Regions from separate parts of the Homo sapiens genome. Here region 2 is linked to region 1. The links are chromatin loops, found by intact Hi-C in ENCODE. Cell type or tissue: natural killer cell. All regions are shown on one strand. Each heading gives the region's core, and the rest is flanking DNA. Links, peaks and the distances in the headings are about the cores only.

Evidence for each region. Peaks named below come from ENCODE experiments on the same cell type or tissue, not always from the same donor. Only the 100,000 strongest peaks of a DNase experiment are listed, where the experiment ranks them.
Region 2: a loop joins it to region 1, with 3 times the contacts of the local background. A loop is called at or near these places in 6 of 110 quality-filtered maps.

Annotation. Positions count from the first base shown.
Region 1 is chr2:136,005,646-136,011,327 of GRCh38, reverse strand. It overlaps DARS1-AS1 (DARS1 antisense RNA 1), which reads right to left. Exons shown (of 4, transcript NR_110199.1): 4 at 3,786-4,132. Among named protein-coding and RNA genes, the nearest start is that of DARS1, 23 kb to the right of the region's middle. In natural killer cell, for the core only: no CTCF peak of the experiment used is centred there; a DNase peak (open chromatin) is centred at 2,987; H3K27ac peaks cover 1,656 bases.
Region 2 is chr2:136,223,352-136,229,033 of GRCh38, reverse strand. No RefSeq gene overlaps it. Among named protein-coding and RNA genes, the nearest start is that of CXCR4, 110 kb to the right of the region's middle. In natural killer cell, for the core only: no CTCF peak of the experiment used is centred there; a DNase peak (open chromatin) is centred at 2,853; H3K27ac peaks cover 851 bases.

The DNA of each region.
Region 1 (5,682 bases), core at 994-4,993:
AGCTTCATCTTCGTTTGACTGGGAACAGCTGGCCTTTGAAAATTGGCCATGCTGTAATGCATTGTACCAGAACCCCAGTTCTGTGCCTTATCTTAGGCTCTTTGAACCTTGACCTCTTCTTCCAGCTCTTTGAAGCCTCATTAAAATTTACTCCTCTCTAAAGGCATGTATCATATCATATTTTGCTTGGAATAGGCACTTAGCTTTCCCTTCTACAAAGTGGTAAGTTTTTTGAGAGCAGCTTTGTCATATTCATGTTATCCCCTGCAATTGCTAACATGATGCCTCCAGCATTTTTTGAAAATAAATAAATATAACAGTTTAAAATGTATTTATCTCCTTCTCTTAAAAACAATGACATTTTGTTGTCATTGGGATTTCTTATTCTTAGAAAAACTACCCACCCAACATGAAAACAAAATCTCAAAAAAAAAAGATATAACCAAATTAAATAAAACAATGAATTAAATAATACACTTAATACCTAAGTAACACCCAAAGAGGGTATTTCCTCCTTTCTAGAAACTCTGCCCTTCATGGGCCAGCTGTCATTGAATCATTAAATTATATTGTATTCTAGTGGATGCAAATAAGAACGTGTTTTTAAGCTAAATATGGTTTGGTTTTTGGACCCGGTTGTTTTTTCCCTTCGATTCTAAAATAATTTCAGATTTTTATACATATTTAAGGACTGTTTATTTAAAACCCCAGATTGAAGCATTTTCTAAACATAATTCATGTTGTATTTCTCCACTGGAAAGGTTCACCTCCATTGAGCACAGGGACTTCTGAAACAGAACCTTAATAGCATACTTAGCCAAGGAATAGTCACCAGCTGACTAGCTATTGATTTAATGTTCCATCATTTCCATGGTTCAATCACACCTACCATGGTGAATCAGTTGGAACATCCTCAACGAACCAATAAATGAGCAATTTCCCCCACCAAAGGGATACGTTTCATGTGCAGCAGAGGCATACATAACTTATCTCAAACAATGTGAGGATCAAGTGCAGCATTGATTTACCCTGAATCATCCAGCCTTCTGTTTTCAGTAATGGTTTAGTCCTCTAATTGGCACAAACCCCACACACCAGCTTTTTGTTTAAATATTTGGGCATATGATGTATCTCTGCTTGAGGTCAGGGACCATTTCTTACATACTTTATCATTTTCAAGACATATATTAGGTGGTCAATATGTATTTGTCAAATGAGAATCATATGTTAAGGTAGAATAGGGCCAGAGTTTGCTATATGCCTGTGGTTCTCAACCCTCGGTATCCATTAGAATCACCTGGGGATCTTTCTGAACAATACCCAAGCCTCACCCTCAAAGCTGTGGGCTTAATTGGGTCTAAGGTAGGGTCTGAGCATTCCATCCAAACCTTACATTTTAAAAGCTTCACAGGTAATTCTAATGAATTGCTAGGCCTGAGAAGCACGGCTATATTGTGACACAATTAGGCAGGCAGGAAGTATGGTAAATGGTCCGGTAAGTACCACACAGTACCATACTTCTCAAAGTGTGGTCCCTGGACCAGCAGCAGCAGCAGCATCCTGCCACTTGTTAGAAGTGAAAATTATTGGGCCCCTTTCCAGACCTAGAGAATCAGAAACAGGCCAGGCATGGTGGCTCACGCCTGTAATCCCAGGGCTTTGGGAGGCCGAGGTGGGTGGATCACTTGAGGTCAGGGGTTCAAGACCAACCTGAACAACATGATGAAACCCCATATCTACTAAAATACAAAAATTAGCCTGGTGTGGTGGCGCAAGCCTGTAATCCCAGCTACTCGGGAGGCTGAGGCAGGAGAAGCACTTGAACCCAGGAGGCGGAGGTTGAAGTGAGCCGAAATCACACCACTGTGCTCCAGCCTGGGCAACAGAGCAAGACTCCATCTCAAAAAAAAAAGAGAGAGAGAGAGAGAATTAGGAACTGTGGGTGACATCCATAAATTTGTGTTTTTGTGCCCTCCAGATGACTTTGATGCCTCCTAAAGTTTGGGAACCACTGTAATAGAGAAATCTATGTTGAACTGAAAAATGGCAAGGCTGGCACTGTCTTAGAGAAACTGATTTCAAGTTATATTAAACTCAAAACATAAAGCAGGTTATGCTTCATAAAACAACACTTTGAATCATAGTTTTTTCTTTTAAAGAGACAGGATCTCACTCTGTCACTCACGCTGGAGCGCAGTGGTGCAATCATAGCTCACTGCAGCCCCAAATTCCTAGGCTCAAGCTATCCACCCACCTTGGTCTCCCGAGTAGCTGAGTAGCTGGGACTATAGGCACGTGCCACCATGCCCAGCTTATTTTTAAAAAAATTTTTTTAGACACAGGGTCTTGCTTTGTTTCCCAGGCTGGTCTCGAACTCCTGGCTTCAAGTGCTGGGATTATAGGCATGCTGGCCATTCACTGCCCCCACCCATAGTTTTCCTTGGTATTATCCTTTTAGCACCTGAAAACAAAAACAAATTTCAGTATGTATAAGACACTCCACTAATACCAAACCGTGAAGATGGCCATGTCGGCCTTCCCTATACAAAGATACTTGGCCTAGAGGGGGGAACCAACCACATGTCATCAGCTCCTGCCTTCATTGCTGTATGCTTCGTGGTGGCCCTTAATACTTGGGCAAGAGACCTGTTACTCAACCTCAATTTCCACTCATTGTAAAATCAAAGGCAGCAGGAACCTCAAACCACAGGCCCAACTTTCTAGCCAGGTTTGCAGAGCTTCTTCAGAAGCCAGGGTCAGAATTAGGTGTGCTTCTTCTCCAAGCTGTGGGCTTGTGAATGTAGAATGGGAACACCCTCATCCCGCCTTCCACAGTGGCTTCTTCCTCAAGTGCCCAATGCTGGATCTGACTCAGCTATGGAGGGTGAGGAGCAGAGGGACAGTGGCCGTTGGTGGTGGCAAGGGGGAAGTGACAAAGGGAAACGCAAGGGTTGGTGGCAACAGCAGAAGTGATGACTGGCAGCACATGATGTGGTGAAGGGGTGATGCCGTGACTGTCACACCCCACTGTGACAGGAGGCTTGTTTGCCACACCTTTATCCGGATCCATTCAAGGGACAGGCAGATTAGGGTTGCTGGTTTAAAAGTGATTAAAAGGCCGGGCGCAGTGGCTCACACCTGTAATCCCAGCACTTTGGGAGGCCGAGGCAGGCAGATTGCTTGAGCTCAGGAGTTCGAGACCAGCCTGCCTCTAAAAAAAATGTTTTTAATTAGTTGGGCATAATGGAGCATGTCTGTGGTCCCAGCTACTCAGGAGGCCAAGGCAGAGAGGATTGCTTGAACCCAGGATACAGAGATTGCAGTGAGCCAAGATCGTGCCACTGTACTCCAGCCTGGGTGATAGAGCAAGACCCTGTCTCAGAAAAAAAAAAAAAAAAAAAAAAAAAAAGTGATTAAAGGCCTAACAGAAAGTAAGGTTGGTGATGCAGTGCTGTGAACAAATCTCTCCAAGTTTGGCTGCTGTGCTACCTGTGTCAAAATCACCAGAGGTAATTGTTAAGGCTGCAGCCTCCTGAACCCCCACCCCAAAACTCCTGAATGAGCATTTCCTTTTTATTATTGTTTTATATTTTACTTTAAGTTCTGGGATACATGTACTGAACATGCAAGTTTGTTACATAGGTATACATGTCCATGGTGGTTTGCTGCACCTATCAACCCATCATCTAGGTTTTAAGCCCCACATGCATTAGGTATTTGTCCTAATCCTCTCCCTCCCCTTACCTCCCACCCCCGACAGGCCCTGGTGTGTGACGTTCCCCTCCCTGTGTCCATGTGTTCTCATTGTTCAACTCCCACTTTTGAGTGAGAACATGCAGTGTTTGGTTTTCTGTTCCTGTGTTAGTTTGCTGAGAATGATGGTTTCCAGCTTCATCCATGTCCCCGCAAAGGACAGGAACTCCTAAATGAGCATTTCTGAGGGGGGACAATCTGTAAATTTGCACACTAAACAAGCTCTTCATGGGATTCTGATACAGGTGGTTCTTAAGATCTCGCTTTCAGAAAACCACCCGAACATAATTTTGTTGCTTGGAAATTTGAAGTTGCTTGTCCTTCAACGTTGACTCTATGCAAAGAACTGCAGAAGACACATAGTCTTAAGATATAGTCCCTTAAAAAGAAATTAACCATAAGTATTATTAGGAGGAGGAGCAGTAGTCGTGATAAACAAACAAATAAACACTAAACTGCAACAAGGTAGAATGAGGGAGGAAAAATAGCAATGAAAGTTTATGGGCATTAAAATGAGAAAAGTTAAAACTCGGGGTTTAGGAAAGGGATTGGGAAGGAGGTGACAGTTCAGACTTCTTCAGTAACTTTTTTCCTTAAAACAATACGTGTGTAACAGTGGTTTATGTTCCTTGCAGACATCTGAGATCATTCTTGGACGAATGAAGAGAGGATTTCAACAGGTGGAGCAGGAAGGGGAAAGCACAGGATTCCAGGAGGAGGGAAAAACATAGGCATTGATGTGTGTTGACTAGTATTTCTGTCATCTCAGGAATTTGCCCTTAGTAAGAATCCTCAAGTGCCTTAAAGTTAGGACCTTAGGAAATTGTGTTCTCTTTCAGGCTAGCCAAGGCTAATTAACATTTTTGGGGTCCAGTGATTTCTTATAATGTTTCCTGGTTCCATAATGTATACAAAATTGAGGTATTAAATTATTAAATGATGATAAAACACTATGCTGCTTTAGGGGAAGGAGTACAGATGTCTGCAATTCACTTCGAAAGGCATCCAGGAAATAAGGTGATAGAAGGATGGATAGAGGGATAGTTAGAAAATAAACAAGTTTAATAAAATATTAACAGTAGAATCCAGGAAATGCATATACAGCTGTGTCTTGTAAAAATCCTTTCAACTTTGCTGTGTGTTTGAATTTTTTCACAATAAAATGGGGGTGGGGATGTTCTGCTTCTACAGGTCATGTGATTCTGAGCAAATCTCTGCTTAGCTCCCCTCGGCTTCACTTTGCCATTACTTTTAAGGACAAAAACTGCAATTACTTCTGCACCAACCTAATGGTTAATCTGCAAGGTCCTGTCCAGTTCCCAAATTCTCTCTTATTCCCTCTTCTCAGACAGGGAACACAGGGGTTACTACCACAGAGAAGCAGTCCTCTAACCTACCATGACTTAGCTCTGCTAATAAAGGTAGTTAATCTTCCTTATGGTGTGGCAGGGATGACCTAACTTGGACCCAGACAGTGTCAAACTGCTGTCTGTGGTTCTAGAGCAGGTGCCAGGCGAGTCAGACCTTGAAATTTGTTTTGAAACTGACCACCTGTTACTGTAATTGTGTGGCTGTTTTCCTGGCTTATGGGATTTTATTTCAGCTGTTGTTCTCAGGCGAGAGTTTATTTCCTCTAGGAATCACTCAGTTCACTTGCCCTAAACTTAGAATTTGAGTGTAGGGATCTTCCGGAGACTGAGTCAACTATGCAAATCTGAATCTTCTGTCAAAAATCCTGAAGTTACCTACAGACTTGAGTAACAACTTTTAAGGGAAAAAGTGAGAATCCTCTTTCAAGTCTTTTGTTACAGATAAAACATCTTCTGAATTTTGCAGGGAGAAGGAGCTAAAGGATTAAATTTATGGTTGCTCCTCATTTTTGTTCCTGGCTAACAGACAGCATTGTGCTGAGTCAGCACTTTCCTGGCA
Region 2 (5,682 bases), core at 842-4,841, 220 kb before region 1:
TCTATTTATCTTTGTTTTTGTTGCATTTGCTTTTGAGTTTTTGGTCACGAAGTCCTTACCTACACCAATGAAAAGACAAGATTCTTTACCAAAAAATGGTATCAACCAAGACAACAAAAGGAACTACTAATAACAAAGAATACATGAAGAACACAACTGAAATATACATCCCCAGTGGACTTATATATTATAAAACTGGTGTTGGGAAGGAAGACAATACCTTCTAAAATTGCCACTTGGAAATCTAAATTGAGAATTTGTCACCAAAAGCATGTAGGGCAAGTCTTCCCCATTGAGTACATATTCCTTGATTTACACATGCACACACACACATACACATATGCTCACAAAGCATGAATGCACATATGCATGCACACAGTGTATGCCTGAAACTTGCAAGTACTTTAAATGTTTACAAGTGAAATAGTATGGAAACATTTCAGAGGTGCTTTGTCTTTGCCACTAGACCAATTATGCAATTATATTCTATTTAGTGAGCCTTCATTATAGTCTCACATTGTGCCAGTTACTTTTATGAGGATTTAATACACACCCAAACTGAGGCAAATTGCTTCATATGTATTATTTCATTTGCTCCTCACGCCTCCTCCTTTTTTTCATGAGGAAACTGTAGTTTCAACCAGTAAATAATCTACGGAAGTTTCCTCAGTGAATGAAGAGCAGAACTATGAACCCAAGGTTGTCTGTTGGACTCCAAAATCTAAGGACTCAAGCACTACCCTAACCTGGGTCCACACAAAAGACAACCATGATACTTAAAATCTTTTAGTCCTCGCAGTACCTTGAATATAGTAGGTGTGACGGATGAGTGGATGGAGGGATGGATGGATGGATAAATGGAAGGATGGATGGATGGACAAATGGACAGATTGGGGAGATGAAGAGTGTTTTTTCTCTCCATAATAATGGATGTATATAAACAAACATCCTTCTGGATATGGAGAGCCTCTATTACTATCTATAGTAGGTAGGTAGGTAGGTAAGTAGGTAGGTAGGTAGAAAATCAAAACACTTGATTTATCTGTTTCATGAATTTAATTTTCCCTTAGAGTTTCCTTTAACCTTTGCATCTCAATATACAGCACAGATGGAAGTATTTAGAAATGAGGTTTCCTAAATTGTGCCTTTATGCCCTGAGCTCATTTGAGGAACACATGAAAATAGCAAGTCTAGGGCCTAATCCCTACATGGATCTGGTGGTTTCACCAGCTCTTGCCATACCAAACCTTTCTGTGCAGCCAGCTGCCTCCCCTGAACAGGAGAGGCCTGGCCACAGCAACCTCCAGGAAAAAAAAGGTTGGGGGGATGTCTGCACACCCACATCTGCTATATAGCAACCCCCATGCCCCAAGCAGAGCCACAAAATCCTCTCCATATAAGGAGATCAGAATTTCTCAGGATGGCCAAACCTTGAGCATGAAATTAGGAAACCCAAGTAAGGAAGAAAAAACCTGCACATGAGCTGCATGAAGCACTGGCACCAGGGCTGACACCAGAGCCAGGGCAGTCCATGTCTGACCAGCCACAGGCCCTGCACAAGTGGGGCACTCCTACATAAACACTGATGGGACACTCTAGGAAGGTTTTTGCACACATTGTTTAATGAATCTTCATCTTGCTGACGTTCATATTGTGTTGATCCCATTCTGCAGATGAGGTAAGGTTTCCAAGAGGTCAGATGATTTACAGGACAGAGCCAAGAGTCAAGCCCGAGTCTGTCTGATTTCGAAGCTAGGATGCTTCCAAACACACTGAACTCCTAATGGTCCCTTCCTGTTCCTGACCCATCCATCTGTCACCCAGCTGCACAGTACAGCTCCCCAGGTGCACAGTAATGTGAGACTTAGTTAAATAACAGTAGTAAAGACCCATATAAAATGTTTACAGCTATATTAAGTTTTCCTCATTGCAGAGTGACTGGGTGCTTCCTGCATCTGATGAGCATTTGGCTTTAAGATGTAACCAAGACTGCTCAAAGTACACAAACACAGCCCACAGGAGAGTGGACACTGTGTCAAAGGTGGGGAAATGACCAGTGTGATCCATTTTGTGTGCAAGCTACGACGATGCTAGAGACTTTGGTCCAGTGGGTCTCCCTGAGATGAAAATAAGACCCTAGTGCAAAACAGTAAGCATGTTGATGCATGTTCCTGGGAACACAGCTTTCACCTATTTCCCAAAGAGGAGCTAGGACCCCCCAGAAGATGGGAAGCATCATCTCAGGGATTCCTTTTAATGACCAATTTTTTAGGTGTCATCCCAGGGCAGCTGTGGAAAAGGCTCAGTGTCAGCACCTGTTTGGCATTCAAAGCCAAACACAGGCTATATTCCAAACCTTCTGTGCTTTGTCTTCCAGGACAGGAAATGCAGATTAACATCCTAAACAGACCCCTCTCCAAGTTAAATTCAGGATTCTCCTGAATCCCTGTCCAATCTGCCTGCAGTACTTCACCATGAGCTACAGTGCTTGCAGAGCTGTACTGTGTTCATTACCAGGCACACACTTCACAGCTGATATCAAATTTCCACAGACAACAACTGTGAAAGCAGGCAGCTAACTGGCCCTTAGCTGTTAGCCAAAGAGCATAGATTCTCAAGAAAGAGAAGTCAAGGATGAAGCCACGGCAAGATTGACATTTGGAATCTAAATTTGACACTGCTGGAAAGGTCCAAAGCCCTCAAGCCCTTGTGCTCTGGAAGGCATTGTTTCACTAAAAAGGGGAAGGATGTCCCCAACAGGTCAAGCAAATGTTTTCGGGACACTGTGGGGTTCCCAGCCACAAACCGCGTGTCAAAACAGAGACCTCGAAGGTGTAGGCATCAGACAGAATTGACGTGAGGCCAAGGGAACAGGAAACAATAAGATAATAACCCTCACTGAAGCCTAGAAACCAAGACCAAACAAACGCACACCCAGGGTCCCTGGGATGTCACATCACAGGCCTCCTGCCAGGGAGTGCTGAGGGGGCACAGAGCTGCCCTCCCTTGCCATCTCTCTGAAGCCCCCACCTTGAATTCTATGCAAAAGCTGTGCTCCCCTACAGCTAGTCTGGAAGGGAAAGAACTTTCTTTAAACTACAGCTGAGGAAGTCAAGACTTCAAGAAGCAGTTTGAATAGCAGGGAGCTGGATAGAGAGCAGGCACAAGATCCAAAGTTTCCTCCACAAAGAATCAGTCAGGTCTGCAGTCTCACTTTTATATCTAATAGGAAATCTAAGGAGCAGAGGACATGGCCCCAGCAAAACATTATAATAAGAAAACCCATGATATACAATGTATGACTTCTTACCATAAACATGCATTACTTTTCTATTTCTTTAAAAGCCACTAAAAATATAAAAAATAAAAATTCAATGAAGTAGATATCATGGGTATTATTGTCACCACATTCTATGAGTAACTCCTGTACCCAAGATCACATAGTTAACTAGTGGAGAACTAGAACTCAGGCCTTCTAACGTTTAACTATTTCTTCAGTTCACCTCACCAGAGGCATCTAAAATAGCTGCCTGGTTCCAACTTTTTATAGGCGGTTTCGTAGCAGTAAAGGTGACTTTACAGGCCAAAGGAATGGTGACTCCCTTCAGATGTCAGCAAGGTGGGAGAAAGAGCCTGGATGACTGTCTTATTCAGCTGAGGCTTCCTGTATACTTTGCACACACAGATGACAGCCTCCCATGCCCTGGGCACTCCTCAAGGTTCTGGGAATGCAAAGGTGTTAAGAAATGGACCCCAGGCCAGGCGCAATGGCTCACGTCTATAATCCCAGCATTTTGGGAAGCCAAGGCGGGCGGATCACAAGGTCAGGACTTCGAGACCAGCCTGGCCAATGTGGTGAAACCCCATCGCTACTAAAAATACAAAAATTAGCCAGGAATGGTGGCACACACCTGTAGTCCCAGCTACTCGGGAGGCTGAGGCAGAAGAATCACTTGAACCCGGAAGGTGGAGGTTGCAGTGAGCTGAGATTAAGTCACTGCACTCCAGCCTGGGCAACAGGCGAGACTCCATCTCAAAAAAAAAAAAAAGAAAGAAAGAAAGAAATGGACCCCAGCTGCCTGAGTTCTCACAGAGCATGGTGGGGGGGCAGAGAAGTAAAGAGAATTCACAACACGGCATGAGAGTACTGAGATGGTAGTGGGTGCAGGATGCCACAGCAGCATTTACCGATGTTTATTGGGTCCCACATTAGGCCAGGCCCTGGGGATTCAGGGACAAATAGGAGGAGGTCCTTATCTTTGAGGATCCCTCTAGCCAGGGGAAGTAAATTAACTCAGCCTAATGGGATCAGCCAATAAGTGCTTTAGTGGACATTTGAATAGAACTCAGAGGATGGAGGAGAGGATTCTGAGCTGCAGGACACCTGGCACTCACTGTGCAACTAGCAAAGGCCCACATTCAGTGCTGCCCAAATGCACTGCCGTCTCTTCTGCCGCTGTGGTCCTCCACCCTTCCCTCTGATTGTTAGAATAACTGAGAAAGTTCAGGGGTTCGCTTCACTTCAAAGCGATTTTCCTCATTGTAGTTGTTCTTGCTGTTCTTGTGAAGCAATCCTTCAGCTCCCTGTTTGCCTTCTCCTTATCATTGTTTTCTCTGCCAGACCTGGTGGGGTCTTCAGAGAGAAATCCATTCGGGAATAACCCTCCTCCCAGAAAAGTCCATCAAAGGCAGCTCCTGTGGGTAAAAGGCTCCACAAGCGGAGGGCAGCTGTAGGAACCACACCAGATGCTCTCGTGGGTCAATAGGTCAAGCCCAACAAAAACTCGAGCTCATATTTCTGAACCTGAGGGCCTCAATAAACTTTAGAGGGCATTTTGAGTATTAAGGTGATACTTGTAAAAATAACTAGAAGTGTGGCATTTCTACTACGGTGTGAAAGCAAAGTAAAATTGGAAATGGCTGACGAATGGCTGTCATGGAGTCAAGCAAGAGAACTGAAAAACATGCTGGGAAAAGAAAACACTTGAAGAGTATTCTAAATTGATCCTCCAACACAAGGAGGCAGTTCAAGTGTAGAGGTTGGATATAAATCGAAAGGGAGCCTCAGTCCTCTGGAAGGAAGAAGGAAGCCTGAGAGTATTTGCAGGTCTCTCCATGGAGCAATAACACAGAAGCTAACAGTGAACGTTTTCTTTTTTTTTTTTGAGACAGAGTCTCGCTCTGTCACCCAGACTGGAGTGCAGTGGCACTATCTCGGCTCACTGCAACCTCTACCTCCTGGGTTCAAGTGATTCTCCTGCCTCAGCCTCCCGAGTACCTGGGACTACAGGTGTGTGCCACCACACCCAGCTAATTTTTGTATTTTAGTAGAGACGGGGATTCACCATGTTGGCCAGGCTGGTCTCAAACTCCTGACTTCAGGTGATCTGCCCGCCTTGGCCTCTCAAAGTGCTGGGATTACAGGCGTTAGCCACCGCACCCGGCCAGTGAATATTTTCAACAGCTTGCTTTCTTCTGCTAAGCACGGCGCCTTGCTAAATAAAGGTGGATCCTAGTAAGCATTGCTTAAATGAATATTGTAGTGTGATTATTTTCACTAGAATTATGTTTGCATTGCAAATGTTGGTGCATCTATTGATGTGGCCTATAGGCCTTCACATTATTTTTATAAAGGCAAATGAACTAAGGGGATGGCCCCACGTGTCTCAAGGCCTCAACCAA